Linked DNA regions of Homo sapiens: region 1 is linked to region 2. A link is an interaction called in ENCODE POLR2A ChIA-PET data of the cell type or tissue named here. Cell type or tissue: GM12878. All regions are shown on one strand. Each heading gives the region's core, and the rest is flanking DNA. Links, peaks and the distances in the headings are about the cores only.

Region 1 (5,388 bases), core at 104-5,103, 66 kb before region 2:
TAAGAAAGCTGCCTGAGCTTCCACAGGCGGGATAAAAGAACTGAAACTGTTGAACTAAATGAGGACATCTAAGTCCACCACCCTGACTTTGGCCTTGCAAGACCAACAGAGAGCTTGGAATAATTTACCTCCCTGGGACACATCCTGACAGTCAAACTGATGTGTTATTTTCCTTTCACATTTATGAGATGCTGGCTTAGTAAGAATTTACTGGATCTCGATAAACCATAAAGCACCACTTGCTCCTGACCCTCTTCTCTACTGAATGTCCCATTTCTGGCTCCTGTGTTTTTTGCATAGACCACCATATATAGAACACAGGATGATGTTGAGAATGAAAAGCTGCCAGGGTGTGTTAGAACCACAATGTCCTTGGTATTGGTCCACAAGGGTCAGCCGCCTTTAGCTTGTTGACTTGTTCTCTCCAAAGAGCAGCAGGGGGCTTGCTGGCCTTGCTCTGAAAAATATCACCAGTGAGTTTGGGACTGTGGGAAGCTATTCTGTACTTGAGGCTGATCTGACAATATTCTAGTTCACAGAGCAGGGCAAGAGGCTCTGAACACATCCTGAAAGTCCTCCAAAGCCTTCTTGAGTCATAGAGGGAGCATAGAATGGGTGATGACCTGGCACCAATCCTGCCTCTGCTGCTTACCAACCACACGGGCTGAAGTCAGCCTGCCTCTTTGGAGCCTCAGTTTCTTCTTCTGTAAAATAGCATGACACAGCACCTGCTTTGCATCCCTCATAGGCTTGTTGAGATGTTCAAAGGAGAGCGTGACCATATCTTGTTTCAGACATGTGATACACTCATGCCCATCTGTGTCTTGCCAGCCATTGACTGTGAGCTCACCGAGTGGTCCCAGTGGTCGGAATGTAACAAGTCATGTGGGAAAGGCCACGTGATTCGAACCCGGATGATCCAAATGGAGCCTCAGTTTGGAGGTGCACCCTGCCCAGAGACTGTGCAGCGAAAAAAGTGCCGCATCCGAAAATGCCTTCGAAATCCATCCATCCAAAAGCTACGCTGGAGGGAGGCCCGAGAGAGCCGGCGGAGTGAGCAGCTGAAGGAAGAGTCTGAAGGGGAGCAGTTCCCAGGTATGGCTCCCAAGTGTCAGCCTGGGTGGTCTCCAGGACAGGCAGGGTTCTGCACTGGGCTAAGTCTTGGACCTGTTTAAAAAAAAAAAAAAAAAAAAAGTCGGGGAGAGTCTGCATCTTCTGGAGTCTTCAGGCCACATTTTGATTCTTTAGATCCAAGTTTGTTCCCAAATATTGAGCAAGCATAATTTATAAAGGAGATTGGCGGTGGGGGTCATTTATCAAAGAACATTTAGATAACCTAATTACCTGCCAAAAATAAATTTTCAAGCAAAGAATCTTTAGGAATTACAGTTCCTTCTTTACACACATATAAAACCAATAATGTGTCCAACTTTGCTCAAAGTCAGTTATGACTTAGCAACACCATTCACTCCTTGCAAAGAGGGAAAATGATACAGATGTGTCAAAGGAGTCTTGTCTTGTTCATCATTTAGGGAATGTTCCTGAGAACCTCCCAGAACACATCATCTTCCATTTTAAGGGTGTGGCTCAGACAAGGCAGCCGTGGCCTGAGACTTTATGATTTTTTTTTGCAAGGCTAACCAGAAGTTTATCAGCAGTGTCATGTCAGCCTTGAGTTTTATTTCCCCAAATAATATTGATCCAAGCTGACAAATAACTAATAGAACAATGCACCAAGTGCTCAGGGAGCTGAGGAATGAGCATCATCTTACATTGACTGGAGTTCAGGGAGATGTCAGAGCAGGGAAAACTAGAGTGGGTCTTGAAAAATCTAGAGGAGTTTGCCACTTAGAAAAGTACATTCCAGGCCGGGCACGGTGGCTCATGCCTGTAATCCCAGCACCTTGGTAGGCCAAGGCAGGCCAATCACTTGAGGTCAGGAGTTTGAGACCAGCCTGGCCAATATGGTGAAACCCCATCTCTACTAAAAGTACAAAAATTAGCCGGGCATGGTGGCGCACACCTGTAATCCCAGCTACTCAGGAGGCTGAAGCAGGAGAATCACTTGAACTGGGGAGGCAGAGGTTGCAGTGAGCCAAGAGCACACCATTGCACTCCAGTCTGGGCAACAAGAGTGAAACTCCGTCTCAAATTAAAAAAAAAAAAAAAGAAAAGTACATTCCAGGCAGCAAGAATAGTCATTACAAAGGCACAGAGATGCCAAAGACCATGATAGGTCCAAGTGATAGGTCCAAGTGATAAATGGGATGCAGATGAAGCACAGAGGACAAGGCAGGCAGGAAACCAGGCTGGGAAGGCAGGGACCAGACCACACAAGGCCAGTGGCCCACCAAGGATTTTGGGACCTGATTCTGTAGGTGGTTTTAAGCAAGAGGGTGACTGTATCAGACCTGTGTTGACTGATTTGGGGATGGCAAACAGACACAGAGGCCAGATAGGTTTTATTTGTAACCCAAGAGAAAGATTATACATCCCCAAACTCCAGCTTAACTTCAGAGTTCCAGGACTTCAGAAGAAAAAGAAAATGCCTGCCAGGGACTTCAGTGCTGAAGGTGCCCATGTAAAAAAGTGAAGATTAACATGTACATCAAGTTTTCTGATTTTTAAAGGCCTATTCTTTTTGAAGCATGAGGATCTCCTTGATGGTTCAGGATCCTTATGATTAGGGAGCTGTTTGCATATCAAAGTGCTGTCTGTTCTACATGGTAGTCAGCCAGTCAACAAACATTCATTAAAGCCTACTATGTGGCAGGTACATAGTTGTACGGTACATTCCTCCATGACTCTTAGCTGTAGTGTGGTTAACAAATATCTCATGTGTAACCATAAATGTGGTGGGTTCTATAAAAGAGGAATCTAGAGTGCTATGGAAGCAGTAATCAAAAGATCTAACCTAATTAATCTCTGGGGTCAGGGAAGTTTTCTTGGAGAGCAGCATGTTTATGCTGAGTAGGAAGAACAAAAATTGTACTTCTCTATACTTAGCATTTGGGAGCCAAGTACTTGGGGAGTAAGGCATAAGAGAAAGTGGTTTAGTGTTCCTTATATGGCTGCTGCATAAGCCATCCCAAAACAGTCTTTTTAAACAATCACTTAGCAAGATTCTGTGGATCAGTGATGTGAACTGGGTCCACTGGATGGTTCTTCTTGGGTCTAGTTTGGACTCATTCATGTGGCTACTACTAGCTGGTGGCACAATTGGACCAGACCAGCCTCACCTGCGTATCTGGGGCCTCATGAGATGGCTGGGGCTTCTCTGCACATGGTCTCTCCAGTGGTCTAGCCAGGCTTGCTTACATGGTAGTAGAAGGGTCCTAGCAGCTTTTAGGCCTGTTTTTGCTCATGTCCCATTGGCCATGGCAAATCATGTAGTCAAGCCCAGATTCAAGAGGTGGAGAAACAGAGTCTGCCTTTTGATGAGAAGAACCGTGAAGCATTTGTGGCCATTTTTTTGCAGTCAGTCACATACGACCTAACTGTCCCTAATAACGACTCTAACCAATCATTACATACTTGAGCAGAGGAGGAGCCCAGACAAGCACATTTCACAGTTCTACTAGAGTTCAGCATCCCTGTTCCGTCCCGTTTCTGCGGGCCTAACAAGGCATTCTCATGCTTTCAGGTTGTAGGATGCGCCCATGGACGGCCTGGTCAGAATGCACCAAACTGTGCGGAGGTGGAATTCAGGAACGTTACATGACTGTAAAGAAGAGATTCAAAAGCTCCCAGTTTACCAGCTGCAAAGACAAGAAGGAGATCAGAGCATGCAATGTTCATCCTTGTTAGCAAGGGTACGAGTTCCCCAGGGCTGCACTCTAGATTCCAGAGTCACCAATGGCTGGATTATTTGCTTGTTTAAGACAATTTAAATTGTGTACGCTAGTTTTCATTTTTGCAGTGTGGTTCGCCCAGTAGTCTTGTGGATGCCAGAGACATCCTTTCTGAATACTTCTTGATGGGTACAGGCTGAGTGGGGCGCCCTCACCTCCAGCCAGCCTCTTCCTGCAGAGGAGTAGTGTCAGCCACCTTGTACTAAGCTGAAACATGTCCCTCTGGAGCTTCCACCTGGCCAGGGAGGACGGAGACTTTGACCTACTCCACATGGAGAGGCAACCATGTCTGGAAGTGACTATGCCTGAGTCCCAGGGTGCGGCAGGTAGGAAACATTCACAGATGAAGACAGCAGATTCCCCACATTCTCATCTTTGGCCTGTTCAATGAAACCATTGTTTGCCCATCTCTTCTTAGTGGAACTTTAGGTCTCTTTTCAAGTCTCCTCAGTCATCAATAGTTCCTGGGGAAAAACAGAGCTGGTAGACTTGAAGAGGAGCATTGATGTTGGGTGGCTTTTGTTCTTTCACTGAGAAATTCGGAATACATTTGTCTCACCCCTGATATTGGTTCCTGATGCCCCCCCAACAAAAATAAATAAATAAATTATGGCTGCTTTATTTAAATATAAGGTAGCTAGTTTTTACACCTGAGATAAATAATAAGCTTAGAGTGTATTTTTCCCTTGCTTTTGGGGGTTCAGAGGAGTATGTACAATTCTTCTGGGAAGCCAGCCTTCTGAACTTTTTGGTACTAAATCCTTATTGGAACCAAGACAAAGGAAGCAAAATTGGTCTCTTTAGAGACCAATTTGCCTAAATTTTAAAATCTTCCTACACACATCTAGACGTTCAAGTTTGCAAATCAGTTTTTAGCAAGAAAACATTTTTGCTATACAAACATTTTGCTAAGTCTGCCCAAAGCCCCCCCAATGCATTCCTTCAACAAAATACAATCTCTGTACTTTAAAGTTATTTTAGTCATGAAATTTTATATGCAGAGAGAAAAAGTTACCGAGACAGAAAACAAATCTAAGGGAAAGGAATATTATGGGATTAAGCTGAGCAAGCAATTCTGGTGGAAAGTCAAACCTGTCAGTGCTCCACACCAGGGCTGTGGTCCTCCCAGACATGCATAGGAATGGCCACAGGTTTACACTGCCTTCCCAGCAATTATAAGCACACCAGATTCAGGGAGACTGACCACCAAGGGATAGTGTAAAAGGACATTTTCTCAGTTGGGTCCATCAGCAGTTTTTCTTCCTGCATTTATTGTTGAAAACTATTGTTTCATTTCTTCTTTTATAGGCCTTATTACTGCTTAATCCAAATGTGTACCATTGGTGAGACACATACAATGCTCTGAATACACTACGAATTTGTATTAAACACATCAGAATATTTCCAAATACAACATAGTATAGTCCTGAATATGTACTTTTAACACAAGAGAGACTATTCAATAAAAACTCACTGGGTCTTTCATGTCTTTAAGCTAAGTAAGTGTTCAGAAGGTTCTTTTTTATATTGTCCTCCA
Region 2 (5,388 bases), core at 111-5,110:
GTGCATGCCTGTAATCCCAGCTACTCGGGAGGCTGAGGCAGGAGAATCACTTGAACCCAGGAGGTGGAGGTTGCAGTGAGCCAAGATCGCACCATTGTACTCCAGCCTGGGCAAGAAGAGCAAAACTCCAACTCAAAAAAAAAAAAAAAAAAAAAGAGTGAGAAAAAATAATGTAGCAAATTTAGTCAAGCCAGGAAGACACGTGTAAAAACAATATCAAACATGGTAAAATTTATTTGGCAAGAGCTATAGTAAAATTTTAAGATGCCATTAGGCAACAGTAAAAATAATATTTAGGCAACAAAAAAGTATAAATCAATGTAAAAGCTTAGAAACACTAGAAGAAAAACAGCTATAGTATGTAAAGTAGTAAAAAATATATACATGACACAAAGTAATGACTAAAATTAATGCAGATGCAATACACATACACCAATTTTTTTTTTTTTCAACAAGAGTTTCGCTCTTGTTGCCCAGACTGGAGTGCAATGGCGTGACCTCTGCTCACCGCAACCTCCACCTTCTGGGTTCAAGCAATCCTCCTGGCTCAGCCTCCCCAGTAGCTGGGATTAGAGGCATGCGCCACTATGCCCAGCTAACTTTGTATTTTTAGTAGAGACAGGGTTTCTCCATGTTGGTCAGGCTGGTCTCAAACTGCCAACCTCAGGTGATCCACCGGCCTCGGCCTCCCAAAGTGCTGGGATTACAAGTGTGAGCAACTATGCCCGGCACATACACCAAATTTTATATATATGTGTGTGTGTGTGTGTGTGTGTGTGTATATATATATATATATACACACACACATATATATGTATATACACACACATATACATACACACACACACACACACACACACACACACGCATATACATATATATATATATTTTTTTTGAGATGGAGTTTCACTCCTGTTGTCCAGGCTGGAGTCCAATGGCGCGATCTCAGCTCACTGCAACCTCCCTTCGCCTCCCAGGTTCAAGGGATTCTCCTGCCTCAGCCTCCCAAGTAGCTGGGATTATAGGCATGAGCCCCCACACCCAGCTAATTTTGTATTTTTAGTAAAGATGGGGTTTCACCATGTTGGTCAGGCTGGTCTCAAACTCCTGACCTCAAGTGATCCACCCGCCTCAGCTTCCCAAAGTGCTAAGATTACAGGCACAAGCCACCACGTGGGGCCAAAATTATATATTTTAAAGCAGAGATAGATCAAACACAAAATGAATCAAGTTAGGCTTTTAGACCCCTCGCATACACAGATACCTTTTCTTATTCTAAACAAATATTCACATGTGCATAATCTTGTATTTTCTTTCCTAAAGAGGGTCCTCAAAATTATATAAGCTGTAGGTCCCCTCAACACCTGGATCTGATTCCTGCAGTAAACAGCAAAAACATACCTTTTCTAATGTCTAAAACTTGCCAATTTCTGGCCATGATGCCAAAAGTAAAATAGAACAAAAAAGCAGAAATCAACAAAGACTTAAATTTTAAATATATAATAAAAATTCACATGATGAAAGGACACATTTTAAATTAGGAAATTAAAAACAGGGCCAGGCACAGTGGCCCATGCCTGTAATCCCTGCACTTCAGGAGGCCAAGGTGAGACAGTCACCTGAGCCCAGGAATTTGAGGTCAGCCTGAGCAACATAGTGAGACTTCATCTCTATAAATAAAAATAAAAATAAATTAGCCAGGCGTGGTGACACATGCTTGTAGTCCTAGCTCTTCAAGGGGCTGAAGCAGATGGACTGCTTCAGCCCAAGAGTTCGAGCCTATAGTAAGCTATGATTGTGCCACTGCACCCCAGGCTGGGCCACAGACTAAGACCCTATCTCTTAGAAACAATGAAAAAGAAAATTAAAAAATATCCAAATGACTCAATGTAGTATTCACGGTGTAATGTGAATGTGTTCATTAAAAGATGTAAAAACACAGCAATGAATTCTAAGATTTTAGAAAACAAACCCAAAGGAAAACAGAACAAAATAATTTAAGGAAAAATACAAGGATCTATTCATTGGTAGTCCTGATAATTTAAGAACTGCTTCCTGGCCAGGCTCAGCAGCTTACATCTTGTAATCCCAGCACTTTGGGAGGCCCAATCTATATAAAAAATTTAAAAATTAGCCGGGCATGGTGGCACACGCCTGTAGTCCCAGCTACTCAGGAGGCTGAGGTAGGAAGATCCCTTCAACCTGGGAGGTCGAGGCTGCAGTGAGCCATGATTGTGCTACTGCACTCCAGCCTGGAGGACAGAGACCCTGTTTCAATTAAAAAACAAAAAACTGGTTCCTTGGGGTTGGGGGAACACCATACTCAGAAACTTAAATGAGTACCACTGATGAGGGGGACGTCTTTATCATTTCAGATTCCCTGAAAAAGCAGAGGCATTATGATGACATGTAGTTAACATTAAAAAAAATTTTTTTTTCAGATGATATAAATATTCAAACGAAAAAGGCTGTAACAAAAATAAGATACTTTTAACCACAGCTATATGTTGAGAAATTTAATTAAGGCAATGTTTTCACACCAAATTTTTAAGAAGAAAAATGTATTTACACATAAAGCTTACATTTCAAGAGGTAGAAAACTGAATCAACAGGATGAAATAGACAAAATTGTTTATCAACAATAGGAGTAACTATAGTTAATAACAGTGGCAAATTTCATTTGTTTTTTGTTTGTTTGCTTGTTTTAGAGACAGTTCACTGTTGCTCAGGGTGGTGTGCACTGGCGTGATCATAGTTCACTGCAGCCTCAAACTGCTGGGCTCAAGCAATCCTGCTGCCTGAGACTTCTAAAGTGCTGGGATTACAGGCATGAGCCACTGCGCCTGACCCTAAATCCAGATTTTTAAAGAACATAAAATTTAAAGCCCTGGGAGAATATGAAGATGAACATACTACCCAATTCATCTTTCAAGTCAAATATATTCTTGGTCACAAGTTTCTGTGAACCTAGAAACTGGAAACAAGAAACACAACACCCATACAACTTAATAAAATAAACAAGAAACTGGGGTAAAATGATGGTGTATAAAACCCCTCAGTGTACTAAGTAAATATATTCTAATGATCTAACATATCACAGTAATGGCTTAACAAAAACAAAGAGGATCCATTTCTACAGATATCAAAACAGCATCTGGTAAAATTACATTGCAAATAACATTAAAGGAAAACACTAATAGGATACTTATATAACTTATCCAAAAAATTTTAAAACCATTGTACACGATGTAGAAAAAAATAGTTAACAAAACAAGGTTATCTACTGTGTTCATTTTGTTTGAACTATTTTGTTATAAGGTTCTGGCCTGGGCATGGTGGCGCACATCTATAGTCCCAGCTATTCAGGAGACTGGCGGGAGGATCACTTGAGCCCAGAAGTTCAAGTCCAGCGTAGGCAACATAGGGAGATCCCCAACTCTTAAAAAAAAAAAAAAAAAAAAAAAAGTTCTGGCAAGTCTACTACAGAAAGAGGATGTAAGTATTAAAAGGGAAGGAACAAATGAAAAGGCAAGATATGGACTAGAAGAAACTATCTGTAATACACAGCTGACAAAGGATTTGTGTTCCAAATATATTAAGAAACTTTACAACTCAGTAACACAAAGCAATCCAATTTTCAAAAGAGACAAAAGACATACAGACACACAAAAGGAGCTATACCAATGGCCAATAGGCACATAAAAAGATGCTGAATATCATTAGTCGTCAAGGAAAAGCTATTTAAAACCACAATGAGATACCACAGCACAGCCATTAGATTGGCTAAAATACCCAGTATCGGTAAAGACCCAGAGTAACTGGAATTTCCATACCCAGTTGCTGGGAATGTAAAATGGTACAACCATTTTATAAGAAACCACCTGTTTCCCAAAGTTAAACATCCACTTACCATACGACCCAATAATCACAACTTGGTATTTATCCAAGCAATATGAAAATGTAAGTCCAAACAATGACTTGTACATCAATGTCTGGGGCAGCTTTATTCACAGTTAATGAACATTGGAAACAACCCAAATGTTCTATCAATAAGCAGACAAGTAAATTGTGGTATATCATACAATGAAATACTACCAAACAATAAAAAAGAACTAACTACTAGCCAGGCGTGGTGGCGTGTGCCTGTAGTCCCAGCTACTTGGGAGGCTGAGGCAGGAGGCCCACTTGAGCCTGGGGAGGTTGAGGCTGCAGTGAGCCATGATGGCACCACTGCACTCAAGCCTCAGCAACAGAATGAGACCTTGTCTCAAAAATAGTAATAATAATAATAAAATAAAGAACCATAGAAACAAGCAATATCATAGATGAATGTCAAAATCATCATGCCAAGCAAAAACATCCCAGACACAAAAAGAGTACATACTGTATATTTCTATTATATAAAGTCTAGAAACAGGCAAAACTGAACAATGGGAATAAAAAGTCAGAAGGGAGACAAGGGACCTTCTTGGAGAGATAGAAATGTCCTATATGTGCTTGTAATGATGGTTACACAAGGTGTGTAATTTTTCAAAACTCACATGACAGGCTTTTCCAAGTAAAGTAACAGATAATGGGCAAAGACATGAACAAATCATACAAGGAAAAAAAATGCAACAGTAAAAATAAGAATCAGAGTTCCCTGGAAACAATAACAATATAAACCAAAAAAAGTTTAAATATCATTTTATATCAATTAGCAAATTAATTTACAACTTTTTTCTTATAAAATAATTACACCATTGTAAAAACTTTATGAAAGTATAAAGAAAAAGATAACTCAACATTTGGGTCAATTTCTATTTCTTCCCATTGTTTTATCTATTATTTTAAAGATTAAAAAATAACACAAAAAGTATTTTTTCTTCAGGTAAATCATAGTATAAGCAACTTATGTCATCATATATATTTCTTAAATAATTTTTATAAGCTACACCGATCTGCTTTAAGTCCACTAGAAAAAAGAGTTATATTTAACCATTGGTCTATTTAAGACAATTCTAGTATATCACTATTATAAGTCATGTCATGATAAATATCACTGTAGATAGATATTTATGGTTCTTATCCCTGGAGGTGTATTTATCAAGTCAAAGGAAAAGGCGAGGCTATTGATAAATAACACTAAACTATACTCTAGAAAACTACACCAATTATATTCCCTTAAGCTTATAAACTCAAGTTTTAAAAATTCCTTTTCCTTATAAACATATTGCATGTTCAATAAAGAAAATCCAGACACAGAAAAGAAAAAAACAAAAATAATTAAAATCATCCATAATTCCACCATCTAAGGATGCCCACTCTTAGCTTGTGTCCTGTTTTCCTATGCATATATAATTAAATCTATGCTGTACTGTGAATTTCATTTTATAATCTGTTTTCATT

Evidence for each region. Peaks named below come from ENCODE experiments on the same cell type or tissue, not always from the same donor. Only the 100,000 strongest peaks of a DNase experiment are listed, where the experiment ranks them.
Region 1: POLR2A ChIA-PET joins it to region 2 with 5 read pairs; 3 of 35 experiments call an interaction of 5 or more read pairs at or near these places.

The regions. Positions count from the first base shown.
Region 1 is chr11:14,261,881-14,267,268 of GRCh38, forward strand. SPON1 (spondin 1) reads left to right here. Exons shown (of 16, transcript NM_006108.4): 15 at 832-1,095; 16 at 3,644-5,388. The coding sequence ends at 3,807. Among named protein-coding and RNA genes, the nearest start is that of RRAS2, 95 kb to the right of the region's middle. In GM12878, for the core only: no CTCF peak of the experiment used is centred there; no DNase peak of the experiment used is centred there.
Region 2 is chr11:14,328,233-14,333,620 of GRCh38, forward strand. All of the region lies in intron 1 of RRAS2 (RAS related 2), which reads right to left. Among named protein-coding and RNA genes, the nearest start is that of RRAS2, 28 kb to the right of the region's middle. In GM12878, for the core only: no CTCF peak of the experiment used is centred there; no DNase peak of the experiment used is centred there; H3K4me3 peaks cover 1,181 bases; H3K27ac peaks cover 2,053 bases.